Regions from separate parts of the Mus musculus genome. Here region 2 is linked to region 1. The links are chromatin loops, found by intact Hi-C in ENCODE. Cell type or tissue: left cerebral cortex. All regions are shown on one strand. Each heading gives the region's core, and the rest is flanking DNA. Links, peaks and the distances in the headings are about the cores only. Region 1 overlaps Drosha (drosha, ribonuclease type III). Region 2 overlaps Cdh6 (cadherin 6).

The links. Peaks named below come from ENCODE experiments on the same cell type or tissue, not always from the same donor. Only the 100,000 strongest peaks of a DNase experiment are listed, where the experiment ranks them.
Region 2: it touches region 1 in a loop (2.7-fold over the local background); 2 of 42 quality-filtered maps call a loop at or near these places.

What each region holds. Positions count from the first base shown.
Region 1 is chr15:12,874,737-12,883,077 of GRCm38, forward strand. Drosha (drosha, ribonuclease type III) reads left to right here. Exons shown (of 35, transcript NM_026799.3): 16 at 3,922-4,091; 17 at 6,887-7,011. Among named protein-coding and RNA genes, the nearest start is that of Drosha, 54 kb to the left of the region's middle. In left cerebral cortex, for the core only: CTCF peaks have their summits at 2,326 and 4,012; DNase peaks (open chromatin) are centred at 933, 1,689, 2,266 and 4,040; H3K27ac peaks cover 880 bases.
Region 2 is chr15:13,030,515-13,038,855 of GRCm38, forward strand. It overlaps Cdh6 (cadherin 6), which reads right to left. Exons shown (of 12, transcript NM_007666.4): 12 at 1-4,176. The coding sequence ends at 3,686. Among named protein-coding and RNA genes, the nearest start is that of Gm35018, 57 kb to the right of the region's middle. In left cerebral cortex, for the core only: no CTCF peak of the experiment used is centred there; DNase peaks (open chromatin) are centred at 335, 817 and 4,110; H3K27ac peaks cover 1,014 bases.

The sequences.
Region 1 (8,341 bases), core at 103-8,102:
GTATCCTCCTCAGAGTGAGCTGGGAAGTCCTGAGATGGTCGGTCTAGCAAATGAGTTTTGGAAATTGCCTTATCTGGAGCAGGAGTTGTCCTGTATGGCTGTCAGAGTTGAGGAGACAGGGCTTTTCAGCATTTCTATGAATCAAGTGTATTGGGAGTGGGGGACTTCAATTGATACAGGACTTGGCCAGATGAGGACATTAGATCTTTTTGACCTGGGGTTATTTATGGACATATGAGTGCTGGGACCCTGATCCAGGTCCTGTAAAGCAAGTATTCGGCTATACTGCATGTGCCTCCATACAGAACAAGCAGGAATGAAGGAGACCTCGAACTCTTGAGCAGTAACCACCACTCTGATGAGATTCACCAGGAACCAAGGAAGAGTTCACTACTATTTGGCTTATGAACTTGAAGATGTGCTGAGTTTATCTAGAAGAACTGTAGGGTTACAAGGATGCACTATGGTCCAAGACAGTGGAAGGAGTGGGATGATGTCTGCCTCTGCAAGTGCTACCAACTGATGAGCCATCTTCAGCTCCTAATTATAATTGTGTAGTTTGAAATTAAGAAATACTTGTTGTGAATACCAACTTTAGGAAATAAAATTATTCCAAGTCATCTTGGTGGGATTATGTGGAAGATGTAGTATATAGTTAATGCTAGTGTAAAGAAAGGGGAATTGAGTGTTTTTTTAGATAATTGACGAATACTTGCTCGGGCAGCCATACATTTAACACAGATTTCCTAACAAATTGTCCCTCTCTCCCATATAACCATATAAATAACCAAGCAGTATAAAGCGAGGGAGCCGGGTCTCTAAGAGACAGTTTATAAAGTCTGTCAGTTCATTAATGACTGTCCAGATTCATTCCCTGAAACACAAACTCTACTTCTTCCCGAATAATGAGCCGTTGTCACGGTTCCAAGCCCAGATCTGGCAGAATTCCTGCTAACCTTAGCTTACCCGCTCTAATTTCTCGTTTGTATCGTGCCCTATTTATTCTAGCCAACGAGATAAAAATTACTTTGTTGCCTTCAGTGACATAATTCCATAAATCGCCAACATAAACATGTAGCAAAACAGACAAACGCAAAGAGCCAATTCATTAACACTGGTAAGTCTGTGGCAGTATGAGGGCAAGTGGCCATATGATTAATCCGCTTCAGAAAGTCATTCCATGGCTATTTATTATGCTGTCTCTTTGCTAGGCGGGTGTGAGGGATATAGCTTGTGCCCCATAGGCCGGTACAGGACTCTGGTTCTGTCTGCCTCTTCTAGTACTTCCATGACGATCTCATCTGGGTACCAGATGTGGAGCAGAGCCTCAGCCCCCTTCCTGGACATCCTTCATATCAGTTTGTCTGTCCTGAATTTTATCCTTTCCACTGGTAGCTGCCGTCAGCAGACTCCTAGCATGGATTTATTGTCTCTGTTAGCAGCAGCCGCAGCTTTGCCCCTGATGTATATTTTGTGTTTACATGTTTAATTATGTCCAGTTTCTATGCCGCTATAAAACTCACTACCTTCTCATCAGCCAGGTTTCTTTCAACCTGAACTGGAGACTGCATAGTGGGCTTCTTGATAAGCATTTACTGGCCTTGTTTTTTATCTTGCAGATATTCCTCCTCCTAAATTGGGCAATACCTATACCCACTCATTTAGCCTGGAACTTGAGGTTTTTGAGAGACAGATGGTGTGTAGACTTAAGTCTTTCCCTCTGCCAGTAGCTCTTTTTGGCTTTTTCCTTTAAATTAGATACTTCTCATCCATTTCTCTGTATTTGAAGTTCCTCGGAGTCAGCCAGGCCTCACTGCATGCAAGATTCTGTTGCTGTTTAGAGCTGCCTCTGTTTATATTTTCTCCCATCCCCGTTCTGTTCTCCTCTCCTCATAAACATATGAAGACTTTTCCAGATCCCAAGTCAGACAGCATCCCACTCCTTCCACTGTCTGTGTGTGTCTCTCTCTGTTTCTCTGTCTCTCTCATTTTCTCTTTTGAGTCAGGGTCTTTCCCTATAGATCAGGGTAGAGCTTAGTAGAGTAGCTAAGAGTAGCCTCAAACTTGCAGTGGTCCTCCTGCCTCTTCACCTGAAGAACTAGAGTACAGGGATATAGCACCAATCTTGGCTTTCTCATCACTTCTTACATGTTCAAAGGCAGCAAGCATCCCTGCAGGTGAGATGCAGAGGAGGAGAAGCAGCAGGAAGGAGGCCTTATCTTCTGAGGGACCATGCTCTTGTGCTCATATCCAGCCCAAAACAGAATCCCAAGGCTTGTGGAGTGGGCATGACTGAAACGGCACCACGCACAGGGTCTGGCACCTAGTGGTTAAAAATAAAATACTGAGCTCGTAGTGAGTGCTGTAAGGCTCTGCAGGCTCTGCCACCTCCCTGCTGCCTCTCTGATCCTCTCCTGTTTAGTTTGGCCTTGTAGTCCCTGGAAGCACACCCATCTCACTCTACTGAGACGCTCTTTTCTGTTGTGGTGGGTGGTTTCCACTGTCAACTTTACCTGGTCTAGTATCATCTGGGTAAAGAGTTCCAAGGAGAGGCGGTGTACAAGAGGTTGGCTAGGGGGCATCTGTTGATTATGTTAATTCATGGGGGAGTTGGTGACACCTTTCCTTTGCCCTGGACTGGAAAAGAGCAGCCGATTGGCCGATTGCGGGCGTGCGTGCAGTTCCTTCCCCCTCTGCTCTCAACTGTGGCGCTCGTATGTCTCACCGGTTTAAGTCCCTGCAGCTCTGACTTTCCCAAGATGAAATGTAACCTGTAGAACTGTGAGCTAAAATAAACCCTCTCTCCCCTAAGTTGCTGGTGTCAGAATATTTTACCACATCAACAGGAAAGGAAGTTTAGATACCCAGGTAGCCGCAGAGTGGACTCTTACTATTTCTTTCACTGCTGGGGGTAAAGCCAGAGCACTGCACATGCTAGAGAAGACCTCTACTACCTCTGAATGTATCTTCTCCTTTTTTATTTTGTTTATCTCCTCAAAGATGCTTTCTCTGACTAGACTATCTTAAAATAATTTTTTTCCCACCAAGTGTTGCTTTGTAGCACAAGCTGGTCTTAATTCACAGTCACCTTGCCTTAGCCTCCTGAGTCCTGAGGTGACAGGCGTGTGCCATCATGCCTGTCTTTCTGGGTAGTCAGAGGAAAGTGGTACAAGATCTGTTGCCGTGTTGGTCGTGAAGCTGAATCCAGAGATCAGGCAGAGACCTGCTGCCTCCATCTTGGCACACATGAGTCTCATGTGTTTGGTTATAAAGTACAGGTTGTCCTTTTCTGAGCCGGCTTTTAATTGCGCCTTTTGTGGTTTTTAGTCCACCGTCGTGGTGAACCTCAGACAGTTGGTACTTTATCCCGGCTCCAGCTCTGTAGCGATCTCCTGTAATACCAGTGCGGGCTCGTCAGCCCCGATCGTCGGAGCAGGTGCAGCACATTAGCACCTCCAAATTAGATCATAAGGCAACAATGTCTTATTGAAAACATCTATAAATATCCCATAAAGCTTAGACTTTCCCGAAGACAGGAACATCACTTCTGAAAAGCTTTCATCTGTTACTTTAGAAAAAATGGTAAAATATTTAGACATAACATGATTCTGTTTATTATAAACTGTGGTTTCTTACGATGGGTTACTTTAAATTTATTTAGGCAAACACCCTTTTTTGTATTCATACCTCTCAAATAAAGCCTTTATCATTTATAATGCTGTTGTTCCCATTTTAGTAAATGAGCACCGTTTGTCAGTCAGACAAATGGTGTTCATAGTGTTCGGCACCTGGCTGAGCAGTGCAAATTTTAAATGATTCTTTATGTGTGCTCTTCTACAGCCGTTGTCTTGTTTTCCCGAAGTGAGTTGATGCTTTGCTGTTAACTGAGTGACTTTGTTCTTCTCCAAATTCTCACCCAAGATGGAGGCAAAGAAGTGTTATCCATGCACCAGATCCTTCTCTACCTGCTGCGCTGCAGCAAGGCTCTGGTGCCCGAGGAGGAGATTGCCAACATGCTCCAGTGGGAGGAGCTCGAGTGGCAGAAATACGCAGAGGAGTGCAAAGGCATGATCGTTACCAACCCTGGGACGGTGAGTTCTGGGGCTTGCCCAGCCTGGCCTGGGATGAGCCTCCTTTCCTTGTTTGCATGGTCCACACAAACAGTAACGCACATGGCACGTTTTGACTATTCTAGCTTCTTGTCCTTTGGGTAAGTGTTCTTTAAATACTTAGTGAATAAGAAAACACTACACTTTGGGCGTATTTTGCTCACCTGCCTGAAGATGGATATACCGTTAAGACTTTCGGTGTGCATTGCAGATTCCTCCGCAGGAGGATTGTGGGTCATATGAGAATACTCATTCTTTCGTACTAGCTTTAAAACAAAAAACCTTTGCCACTTTGGTAGTGGAAGAAATTAGTTTTATATTTATTTTAGTTTCTAGTGAAAATTTATATTTTAAATTGTTTTGCCAATAATTATTTTTTGTTAAGAAAATTGTTATTACCCATTTTTTGATTTTATTCTATGGTACTTATTTATTTATTTATTTTAGTCATTTGTCATATAGATAATATTTTTTGATCGGTACATATCCAAAACAGTTTAAAACTAGAAAGGTTAAAAAAAAGTTTTGGTGCTATGCTGTTAAGCACAAAATTTTCATTTCTTCTGGCCACTTTAGAGCTAAGTCAGAGAGCGGCTGATGGAGATGGCATTTGTCATGCTCTGGAGTGGTCTCTTTGGGAGTGTGTCATCCGGGGCTTGCTTCCATGGCATGGTTCAGCTTTCCTGAAATCCTACAGTCAGAAGCTGTTTGAAAGCAGTTAAGAATTCTCCTGGTGATTCAGCCCAGACATTGCAGACAGTGGGCCCAGGAAGTTACAGTGTTGAAAAAGTCCCAGGGGCTTCTGATTCTTCCTGGTTTGTTCCATGCATCCGTGTGGTCACTTACCTGTCACCCAGTCAGAATGCAGCCGGTATATTGATGAGGCGGTGCGGAGTCACAGCCAGCAGACCTTGTCCATGATGCAAGGAGCCCGTGATGGACGTTAGTTAGTTAGCAGCCCACACACTGAAACCTCCAGTTTTAGCAGAGATCAGTGTGCCGTAAATGCTAAAGTGAAAACTCACAGAAATGGAGAAACTGTACCGACGATCGACATGTCTGATGTATATCTTTGAGATGGTGAATGGCTTGTAGATAGTGAAAGAAACTTGACTGGTGCGTTTCGAAGGCATCTGTTGGAAACTGATGAGAAATAGACTAGGAAAGCAAGCATGGGTGTTTGGCTTAGGGCCGTGATGATGAAGTCAGTTATCTTTTACTATTTATGCAAAGATAGTTTATTGTTACAGACGTGTACATGTTCCAGGGCAGAGTAGGCGTGACTCCGCATTCCGTTCTGTACAGGACCCATTTGAAAGATTGCCTAGTGGCAAGGACATTGGGAAATTTATTGAGTTTTCCCCGCCATTATGGTCACATTAAATACTTTCTTGCTGCAGACTTAAAATAATTAATGTTCCTCCCTGACAGTTTTGCCTCTGCCTGAGAGCACTTTGGTCATTAGTGAAAAGGCTTTAAATTCTTAGAGAGAGATGCAGTGATAGATTTGTAGGCTATGGCCGAAGTCTAGAATTTACTTCAGTCCCTACCCCATCGTCCTCATAATTTAGAGATGATTTTTTTCATTTTTAAAAATTAACTTTGGTATTTTGAGTCAAGGTTCTATGAGCCCAGGCTGGCCTTAAACTCTGGATTCACCCACCTTGTCCCACTTCCCAGGCTGGGATTAGATGCTGTGTTATCACACATGGCTGCAGGGAGACCTTTGATGGTATCTTGCTTCTGTGCTCTAGTTGGTCTTGAATGGCGAGGCTCAAGTGATCTTGGGTCCTCAGTGCTTCTGTAGATTGTAGTGATATAAGTCAAATGGTACAGAAATAACTCATCATCATTCCTTACACAGTTTTTTTTAAAAAAACAGCATATGCCTGAACAAATCACTTTTAGACCGAAATGACATGTTTCTGCTGCTAGTGGGCATTCATGTAATTTAATGTTTAGCTTACCTGTGATTAAAATTGTCTAATTTTTTTTGAGAACAAAGATGATTTTTCAAGCTAGTAGTAAGATTTTTTATTTTTAGATGACATCCATTTTATAACATTTCATGATTTTTTTTTAACAACGTGAATGAATTTATACAAACCTGTCCTCGTTTTTGTAATTGTCAGCTGGTTGAGCAGGCTAAATTGGAGCAACTAGCCTACCTCCAATTCCAGGGAATCCGTCCACTTTTACCTTGAAGGGCACCAGGCATTGATATGGTATTCATACATGCATGCATATGGAACACTCATATACATAAAATAAATCTTAAAAAGGAAGCGTGAAAGTCAGCTCCTTGTTGTATCATCATACCATTTAATCTAAGTGAGAATTAGGGACTATAAAGGTACAGTACGGTATAGTGGAAAATGTATATAGAGGCATCAGTGTCATTTGAATATGATGCTCTGACAGACTGAGCCTGCAGAGTCCTTCTGTGAGGTGGAACCCATTCCCCTGTAAGAGGTTAGGGGAAGATGTATCTGACCAGGTGTTCTTTGAGAAGTTTAATTTTTAAAGGTATCTGTGTAGTCTGCCAAAATAAAAGGAAACAAAATCACTGTTCATTATGCCAAGTGGCGAAGACTTGTTTGCAGGGATGACATTACAGTTTTTGCTCAGTATAGGGTTTTCTATGCTAAAGGATTTTTCTGTTTGGAGACAAGACTTGCTTAGAGAAAAGAAATGCCATTAATCCCTTTCTTAGGTTAAAGTGGGTGTCTCAGGCCTTCCGTCGGTAATGAATGATCCCGCTGTTCTTTTCTCCCTAGAAACCGAGCTCTGTCCGCATTGATCAGCTGGATCGTGAACAGTTCAACCCCGAAGTGATCACTTTCCCGATTATCGTTCACTTTGGGATCCGCCCCGCACAGTTGAGTTATGCAGGAGACCCACAGTAAGATATCTCTCGGTGTTTGTCTTGGCCAGTTTCACCTTCTACTAACAGCTGAATTAGCAGGGGCTACCTTCAGTGGGCTTCTTCCTCATTACAAATTAGGTTTTGTAGTTTGTGAAGAGTGAGTTTTTTTACACATCGACTGCACTAAGTTACCTAGTAGGTTGTCCCCAACAGTCTTGTCACCGAGAGTCCCGAGTGGATTTAAACTTTGGGGGGCATTTCCTTTACCTAGAATCATTAATATCTACTTGTTTCATTTTGTTTTGAATTTGCTCAGCTCCCTGAATGGCAGGCAGCATTATATGAGTTTCTAGCATGGGGTATTTGGACGATCCCATCTGGAGTCCAGGGTTGTGTGGGATGTAGGAGCTGTGTATTCCCTCCCTTAGAATCCATATTACCTTGTAGATGTGAGCTTTCCAGTTTTCCAGCTGGCACATTAATATTTTTCTGGGAGACGAGGAGGGTATGTGGGAATGGAGATAGATAGGACCTTTCAGGTGTGTTTGGATTTCCTACTTTTTAGACAAATAAACAATTTCCTGACTTAATTTAAATGGGAGAGAAGGGCATGGGAGATTTCCGTTCCTAACTGCAGTTCTGGCTGTCATATGTTAGAAGAGGCTAAAGGGTTTTGTTCTTTTCTTTCCCTCTTTGGATAAAAGTATGAAGCAGTGAACCAGGCCCTGTGTAAGTACTTCTTTCTTTCCTCCCTTCTCTAAAACTGTTGACCAAGGAGAGAGGCCGAGAGAGGCCAGGAAAGGAGTGGTTTCAACATGGCAGGAAGTCTTCAAAGCTCTCCTCGTCAGAAAAGTGTTAGTAGAATGTGACTAGGCTCTCGTGGACTCTCATGGCAGGACCGTGAACTGATAAAGGGCTATGTAGTCTCTACATCCCCAGATCGCTAAACAAATTGGTACCTACCCTTGCCTTCCCCACTCTCCAGCAGGCAAATGGATGCACCTGAGTGGCTTGAGCCTCAGCACTAAGGGGTTCTTTGTCGGAGTGCTCTTGAATCAACCATCTCTATTTTAACAAAGGGATTTTTTTTTCACGAGACATATTTTAAATTTAGATAAACACATCACTTATAAAGAGGTAGCAGTGAGAAATGGAACATGAGTCTGGTGACTGAAGTGGCTTTGTGAGCCTTCTGTGGAGTTGTTTCCAGACACTCATCCTTTTAGTCTGAACCTCATTTTTAATCCAAATAAGTTACCAGTCACTTAATCCTCAAGCTGCAGATGACTCTGGGTCATCCAGCTCCTGAACTCAAACTCTGGGTTTCTTTAGGATGAGCGCTTTCTGCCACTAAGGAAGGGATGTC
Region 2 (8,341 bases), core at 140-8,139, 160 kb after region 1:
GTAAAAGAAAAGGCATTTATTTGATTAGAATAAGCACCTCATTCAAATATTTAGCTTGCACCTAGGAATCAACTGTTTTTTTCTTTTTTGCTGTTATGTTTCTATGGTGCTCAAGGCTGCAGAATCTCAGAATGCCTTGTTGATATTTTATAAATCCTTTTCCTCTAGGAAATACCTGCTTCCACGATAAAGCATTCTACATAGAATATTGTTCATGAGACACACAGATTACATAATGGAAACATTAACAAGTTATTTTGGCTTCTCAAAACTTGGCTCTTCTGAGATCCAGAGTCAGTTTCTTGTATAATAACACTTTGAGGAGTGGAAATGAGAACTAAGCCACATATTTTTATCCTGAATTAAAATGAAATCACCAGCTTTGTTCCATCTGAAAATAGAGTGACTCTCTAGCTGAACCTCCAGAATGTGAAAGTAGGGAAGTCGTATTTACATTGCCCAGATTTCCACTCCTAGGGTCTCATGAAATGGTCTGCACATCTTTCCAAATTGATTTATTTACTTATTTGAGGACAAATGTTTTCAGATTTTTCTGAAGAAAGCAGATAGTGAGGGAATTTTAACCTAATGCACAATGGCTCAATGTTCTTTAAAATCTCAGCTTATTCTAGGAAGCATCATAAGAAGTTTAAAGACCCTCTTTCTGATGAAAAGAGGTTTAAAGTTAGACAGGCATCAGTGCTCTTGAAACAACCTTGTATTACTACCCAGTCTGCTTATGTTCAACAAAGCAAATGCTAAAGTTGGACCCCTCCTGCTCTCTTGTCATTCTCATTGCCTGTGTCTGTAGATCAAGATACAGATAATATGAAAAGTGGGCTGAAAACTGTGTTCTCCCCCTCCCCCCCAGAACGGCATTTCAAGTTGGCTCAGGACTCATCCCTCAAAGAAATCTGTCCGTGGGGATGTTCTTAACCTGGTATTTTGGTGGGAAGCAGAAATTCAGAGAGAGATGAAGTTGGAGTTCCCATTTGCTGTGTGATGATTCTTAGAGGCAAGAGTTTCTCTGAACTTGACACCTACAGGACTCAAATAGTTCAGTTTCTTTGCAGATTTGCTTCCCCAACAATCTTTGCGATAAGACAATAAATAGTTATTTCAATATTGAGTCATAGTCATCTATTCTTGGTATGATGTGTGATTTTTCAGGGTGAGATTAAAAAAAAACTTTGACCAATTACCTGGCAGACAACTCAACTTCCTTTCAAGGAACACTTGCACTCAGAGGAGAGGTCAACTTTATCCCAAAAGGTTGGAAATTGCTCTTGTCAGCCCTTGGAAATTTAACACCAAACTTCACACCAGAAGCTCAAAAGGGCAACTTTAGATAATACCTTTCTTTTTAAGAACTATGTTTCTTGGTTCAATTTGTCACATAATGTAAGATATAAGATAGAGCATTCTAATTTTACAATAAACTGTGTAAAGTGCAGTTCTTGTGATTCTTAGTAACTCTTATTAATCTTCCTTGGCTATCTTTTTTCATTACTTACCTGCGAATGGAATACATTCAGTGAAGCCACCTTGTAGCATTTGTTTGTGTTCCTGTGTGTGTGTATGTGTGTGTGTATGAAGAATTAGAAAAATAAAACCTAAAAGCTGGAAATAGCCTAAGCATGAAATACTCATCACTATTCGGGATATCCCATCACAAACAGGAAACCATTCAGGAAATACAAAGGGCAATGTGGTTGTAAATATATATATATATATATATATATTTTTTTTTTTAAACTGTATTCCAAATTCCGCAGTTCTCCCGTTCCACAGGTGCCACCTTTACACCTGGGTAACACACCTATTTAAAAGTCAACTAAACAATAGTGTGTTTCTACACAGAAAATGTGTTGATAAAACCTCACCCTGAAATGGAGATGATACTAAGATTATCTCTATAAAATGAACATTAATTGAAAATAAATTCCTATGACTATTAAGAGAAATCAGCACATTCTTAAGTATATATTATATATGTATGTACAGAGCCTTTTTTTTTTAAAGTTTTCAAATGAGGATGTTTTCATTACAGTACTTTGGAAATTTCTGATGACTGCACACTATGAGAATCTAATGGGGAGAGTCATTAGAACGGTCATATGAAATAAATGATTTGAACCTGCCAGAAGGATTAACTGGGTTCAGTTGGGTCCCCTGGATAATAACTGACTAAGAGAGCCTAACTGCATAATTAGAGCAATAATAGATTGTATGGATTTTATATTACTTTTCTCTCATAGTTGAGACTATTACTTTATCATCATTTCAAAGACAAGGATGGTAGTGTTGCTACCGAAGCCAGTTGGGAAAGCATGGCTGTGTTTGGAAATCGACTGTCCCTGTGACACGAGTCTTAAGCATTCTTGCTGAAGGGGATCCATGCTCTTCTTCTGTGAGCCTTGTAGGAGCAGGGAATGCTGGCTTCCACCAACATCTCAGTGCTAGTCATTTCTTTCCCTTGCTGCAGTGTAGGGATGGCTCCGAGGTCAAAGGGCAGGGGTTAGGTTCAAATGTGACTGGCTCTCACCTTCCCCTTGAGCTCTAGGGTGGGGTATTCAATCTACTAAGCCGCACTAAGTCAGGTTAATTATATAAAAGAAGTATTTGAAGAATATGAATTATTGTACTTCACACTTCTATACTCAGGTACAGGAGGATAATAGCAACCACAACTACAAAGAGTTAACATTTGCCTCAGGAAATTCTCTCTAGGACATTTATAGTATTAGACCTACTTCTCATTAGATTCCTGATAGTTGAAAGAATGAAGGGAACCGAGATACTTGATGGCACAAAACCTTGAAATTCCCTAAATTTCCCTGATTCCCTTTGTTAACTTTTTTTTTTTTTTTTTTTTTTTTTTTTTTGTAAAGCTATTTCTCTTCTTCCCTTGGTTTGGTGTGATGGTGAACCTTCTATGTTTATCACATGCAACCAAATCGTGTCAGGGAACACACCTTCGTCTTTCATCACTGTCTTTGAACGATACCATTTGATTTGCTCCTAAATCATCTTAAAACACGGAAGGATTTGACGTTATGGGTGGTTGTTGGTGCTAGGAACACCTTTCCCAGCACAGACAGGATGCCCCAGATACCACTTTAATTCCTTGACACACACACACACACACACACACACACACACACACACACACACACACACATCCTTACAAACCGCTCCAAAGTTAATTATCTCCTTGAGAGCTGATAGACCAGGAACAATTTCCCAATTGTTACCCCCCTTTTTAAATGCTAAAACTATATTTCTATCATTAAAATGATCCCTTCTTCCATTAGCATGTGAAATGTACAGTAGGAACATTCAGCTGACTGGAGGCCATGAAGGAAGTAGTAGAGTCTAGGCCAGCAGTAAGGGATGTGGCCGACCGGCTCTAAGGGGACAAGGGCCGTTCCTACCTCTCCTCCCTCCGCGTGTCTGCTGGGCTAACTTGGTTAACTGCATGAACTAAAAAATAAAAATTTGCCTCTTGGAAGCTCATAAAAGTGTACTAGAAAAAAGTCTCTACCATTGGATCCACACGGACTGCAGCCATTGACTTTTGGACCAGGTACAACGGGAGAACCCCTCACGGAATAGTGGATAAATAGAAAGGACTAGCCACGTCACACAGTCCAGTGTCATATTGGAAAATGAAAAAGGCAACAGATTAGGAGTCTTTGTCACTGTCCATCCCTCCATACATATCTGCCAGCTTTTTGAACCGAGGGCCCCAGTCACTCAAATAGTCATAATCTTGATCTCCATCCGTGGTCACGGATTCCAGCGAGCTCAGGGAGTCGGCCACAGAGCCGGTGCCTTCGTAGGCATAGGTGGCCAAGGAGTCGTAAGGAGGGGCTGTTGGGTCCGTGTCATTTTCCTTTAACCTTTGGTTAATGAAATCTCTGACATCCGTGTTGTCACGAGCTGTTGGAGTCCGCCGGGGTAGAAAAAGAGCTTCAGGCACAATGTCCCTGCGCGATTTGCTGTCCTCCATGGCTTCAGGGTTCCTCAGGGTTCCGATATCAAAGGCCTGGGTGTCTTCCTCTCCGCCACCTTCGTCGTTGTAACTGACAATGTTATCTCTGATGTCCTCTTTGGAAATGATCAAAGGCTCTTTCTTTCGCTGCCGCCTCAGAGCTGCGAACAGCACCACTGTCACTGGAAGCAGAAAGCAAAACAGAAGGCAAGGGAAGTTAATTTGCTACCCAATTAACGCCAGGAAGACACACTGCTCCAACCCGCAGCTTTAAAAGTTCGCTTGAAAATGCAGGCTTAACTTGTCCCAGAGTTAAGGATACCTTTATCTCCATCCACAATCAGACTGGGGGCTTTGGGGTGTAGCATTTTAAAGAAGGCTATACTTTAACCCCGGGGGGGGGGGTGATAAAACGCTATCATTTTTGTCAGGACTTCCTTCTTTTTTCCCCTTTGAAAATGTAAACTACTTTCAAGGTAGGAGAAAATAAATAATAATAATAAAAAAAATTGGAGCCACAGAGAAAGTACGGTGATAAAAGTGCAAATTGTGCCCAGAGCCTAAAATGCTCCAAAACTGGATAAAGAAAAGGCTGGCACCTTTGGGATGTGTTGACGGCTTCACATAACCCCACATCTAAAATAACTATTGCGCTATGCCTTCCTGCACCCCCAGCCCCCGAGAAAAGTGTAAAATTAGTTTAAAATCCCAAGCAGAGATGTGAACGTTTGCAAACCTTCCCACATTAAAAAAAAAAAAAAAATTCGTACAGATAAAACCCAAAGAGACCCAGATTCCAAAAGCTAGTCTGGGCCTCAAGCTCAGCTAATTAAATAGGGCAGATAATAATAAACTTTCCACATGATTTGTGTTTGAGTTAAATAACCATATTACATGAGATTTCACTTTGAAAGACTTATATGTCCCACAAGTTCCTTGGCTGGAATGTCTGTTTTACAGACATATTATTTTTTCTTCTTTTAGCTCAGATTAGAGGCAAAGCAAGAATTATGTTTAAATGGCTTCTGATCTCTGTTCACAGCTGGTTGGTAGAACACAGCTGGCTACCTGTAGAGAGAGACACATCTACCTACAAATGGACCTAGGGGTGGAAAATAAAAGCAGCAACAGCTTAAAGAGAAAGTGGCCATCCAACACAGAAAATGCATCTCCAGTCAATGGTTGTCCAGGACACACTGTCAGTGTCTCTTTAACATTTCACCCACTACACGGTCCAGTTTCTGTATGCCACGAAAACTGAGTTCTTGCAGCAATGTTTAGGAAGCAAGCACATCTTGATCCCAGTGAACAGATTTACACACTCACTTGTCTATATGTTATCCTTTCAGGCTCTAATAATATTACTAGTTGGCTGCCTAGAGAGATATTTCTCCATACCAATCACCAAGGGTACCAAGGGCATTTCATGTCCAGCTGCAGTTAGTCATTGTAATAGACCTATGACTGTTCACCATAGGTAAGACCCCAGTTTCCCGACAAGGAAGTTGAGATCTTGAGATGTCACATGCAGCAGGCATTCAAATCCAGGTCCAGCAGACTAAAAAGGCTGCACTCTTACTTGCTATGCTGGGAGCTTATTGGGATGACTGTCTCTTTCCTAAGGAAAGACAGTTTCCCCATTCTCAAGTATGTGGCCGTGTAGCCCTTCATACTCCCTGTTCTTGTCAGAGAGTGTTCCGGCACCTCCACTGTCTCACCCACCCAGGGGATCCATTCATTCTCTCCATAAATAATTAGTGTCTGCTTTGTGCCAGGTGCAGTTCTAGGTCCTACCAGTAAAACATGTGGATGGAAAGCCATGCTTCAGAGCATGGGCAGATGTTTGGGGACGGTTGAATGGAGACAGAAAATAAACATGTATACCAAGTCAGAAATTATTAGAGGCTGTTCAGTGTGATTTGAACAAGAAAAGGCAGAAGAGGGCAAAGAGGATGGGGAGGGCTTCTCTGTTAGTTCCATGGGCTGGGGAGGTTCGTACCATCCCAGGAACAACAGGAGGAGCTATCCAAGGTGCTTGCTAGCAAAGGGGAAACAGCTACAGACCATAGGTAGGTCTGCCCTTGTAGTGTCTGGGGAACAAGCAAGAGTCTCCGTGGCTGGGCCAGAAGGGGCCAAGGAAAGGGTATGGGAAGGAACCCTGGTGGCTTTAGTAAGCTTTCAACTCCACCTTGGTAGGAGTTGAAGACCTTCAGGGCTTAGGTCTAATCCTCCTTTTATGCTGCTTTCCAGTGTGATGTGGTATGGATTTGCAAAAGCCAGGGATGTATATAGGTTAGGATAACATTAGGGATTAGAGGATAGACTTCAGCCATCTGCCCCTAAGCAGTTCAACTGTAACGTACACGAATTCTTTCTGTCCTTAAAGGCGAGAGAGCAAGCGTTTATCACTCCATCATATTCCAGATTAAAGTACTCAGATTTTTAAAATTTCAATTCTATGTTCATCTGAAATTATAGCCACAGTGAAAAGTGAGAGAGGGGATAGTCAAAAGCCACAGGTGTCCAATGATTAGGCACAGTTTAAGTCTATAATGAAGACTACCTACATCTCCTGTTATCTTATCGTACACCTGATAATGGGAGATTCATGAAAACTGACTTTTATAAATGGGGACCGGGCTGGGGCAGAGGCATTTAGGATTCATCTGTGTGGTGCCTTTATTGGGGATTGGACTCTTGTTTCTCTGGTCTCTTGGGGCAAGAGGATGGCAGAAGGATTTCAAGAGTGGGGGAAGGGAGGGAAAAAGATGTGATCAGTTTCATGCTCCAATCCCATTGTAGAAGTGATATGACCTCTCAAAGCACATTCTCTTCTCTGTAAAAGGGAAGCAATAATACAATGTCTGGGGCTGTCAAGAGGAATGAGTTAGAGGTGAAAAATTTGGCAAAACTCTAAATTGCTATATAGATTAGATGTAATTGTTGTTGGGATGCTTGAAATATTTCATTTAATATTTCTACATGTATATAATGTGTTAGTTCAAATCCACTCCAAGCCCCCCCCCCCCCCCCCAGGCTCCTCCCTACACACTATCTAACTTCTGCTTGAATCATTTTACTGTTTTCTTTTAGTAAAATACTAGATGCTATGGGAATCACCCAGGGACTTTTTTGTGGTGGGCAAGTGCCCTATCCCAGAGCTCCATCCCTAGGCCAGGCCTGCCTTTGTATCAGATTTCCTCATGAGCCAGTGTGGTAACCTTCCTTCTCTGGCAACCTCTTGGCTTTGCTTCTAATCTCTCCAATGATCTCAGTTTAAGTCTGATTTTTTTTTTTTTTTTTTGAGGCTGGAAACTGCATTGTAGTCCAGACGCTCACAGAGAACCTAAGGATTGGGATGGGTGGGCCATACCTGCCTGGAATGAAAGGCCTGGGTATTGCACTGAGTACTACCACCTGTTCTATGCGTGCCTTGACCAAATGACTAACTTCATAGCTTGACGCCTCAGCTTTCATATTGAAGATGCAGATGCATACGTACACCCCAGGTAGTTCCGAGGAGCAGAAAACAAAATTGTAAAGCACCTTGTGCGCCATCTAAGTCTATGGAGTGAGCCTAGTTAAGCTAAAACTCATTTTCTTCTTTTCAAAAAAAAATATGTACAGAATTCCCAAAACACTAGACAAGGTGTGGGAGGTACTGAAGCCAATTAAGAATAATGAAGAGACAGTGAGTTTATTGCAGGAAAAAAAAGTGAAAGGGGGAGAAAAATGAGTTATTGAGTAGCAAGAGTGTAGAGAAGAGAAGATGGACTGATGCCTGTAGGTCTGTAAGTCAACGTGCCACAGAGATGCTTGCACATCTAGGATTATGGCTGCTCTACACACAATTTCCAGGAAATGGAGCCAGCCCAGATGTCTAAATAGATGGATAAAGAAAACATGATACATATACACAATGGGATTTTATGCAGCCACAAAAAAAATGAAATCATGACATTTTCAGGAAAAATTGACTGAACGAGATCATTACATTACTTGAAATAAGTCAAGTTCAGGACAAATCCTGTATTTTCTTCTACATGAAAAATCTAGATTAACATCATATGGATGCACATATTCATGCATATGTATTTCTCTCTCTCTCTCTCTCTCTCTCTCTCTCTCTCTCTCTCTCTCTCTCTCTCTGTGTCTGTGTTTAACTATGTGTAGGAGTGTAGGTTGCAAAAGTAGGAAGGGTCTAATGAGGGGGCAGAAGAAGGGTAGGGAGTGAATTGAATATATGAAAAAAAAGTGGAAAGGGGCCATCTGGGGAAGGGAGAGGGTGAGAACCAAGTATGAGGACACATGTGTATGGAGAGTCGATTTGATGTGTAAAGAGATACA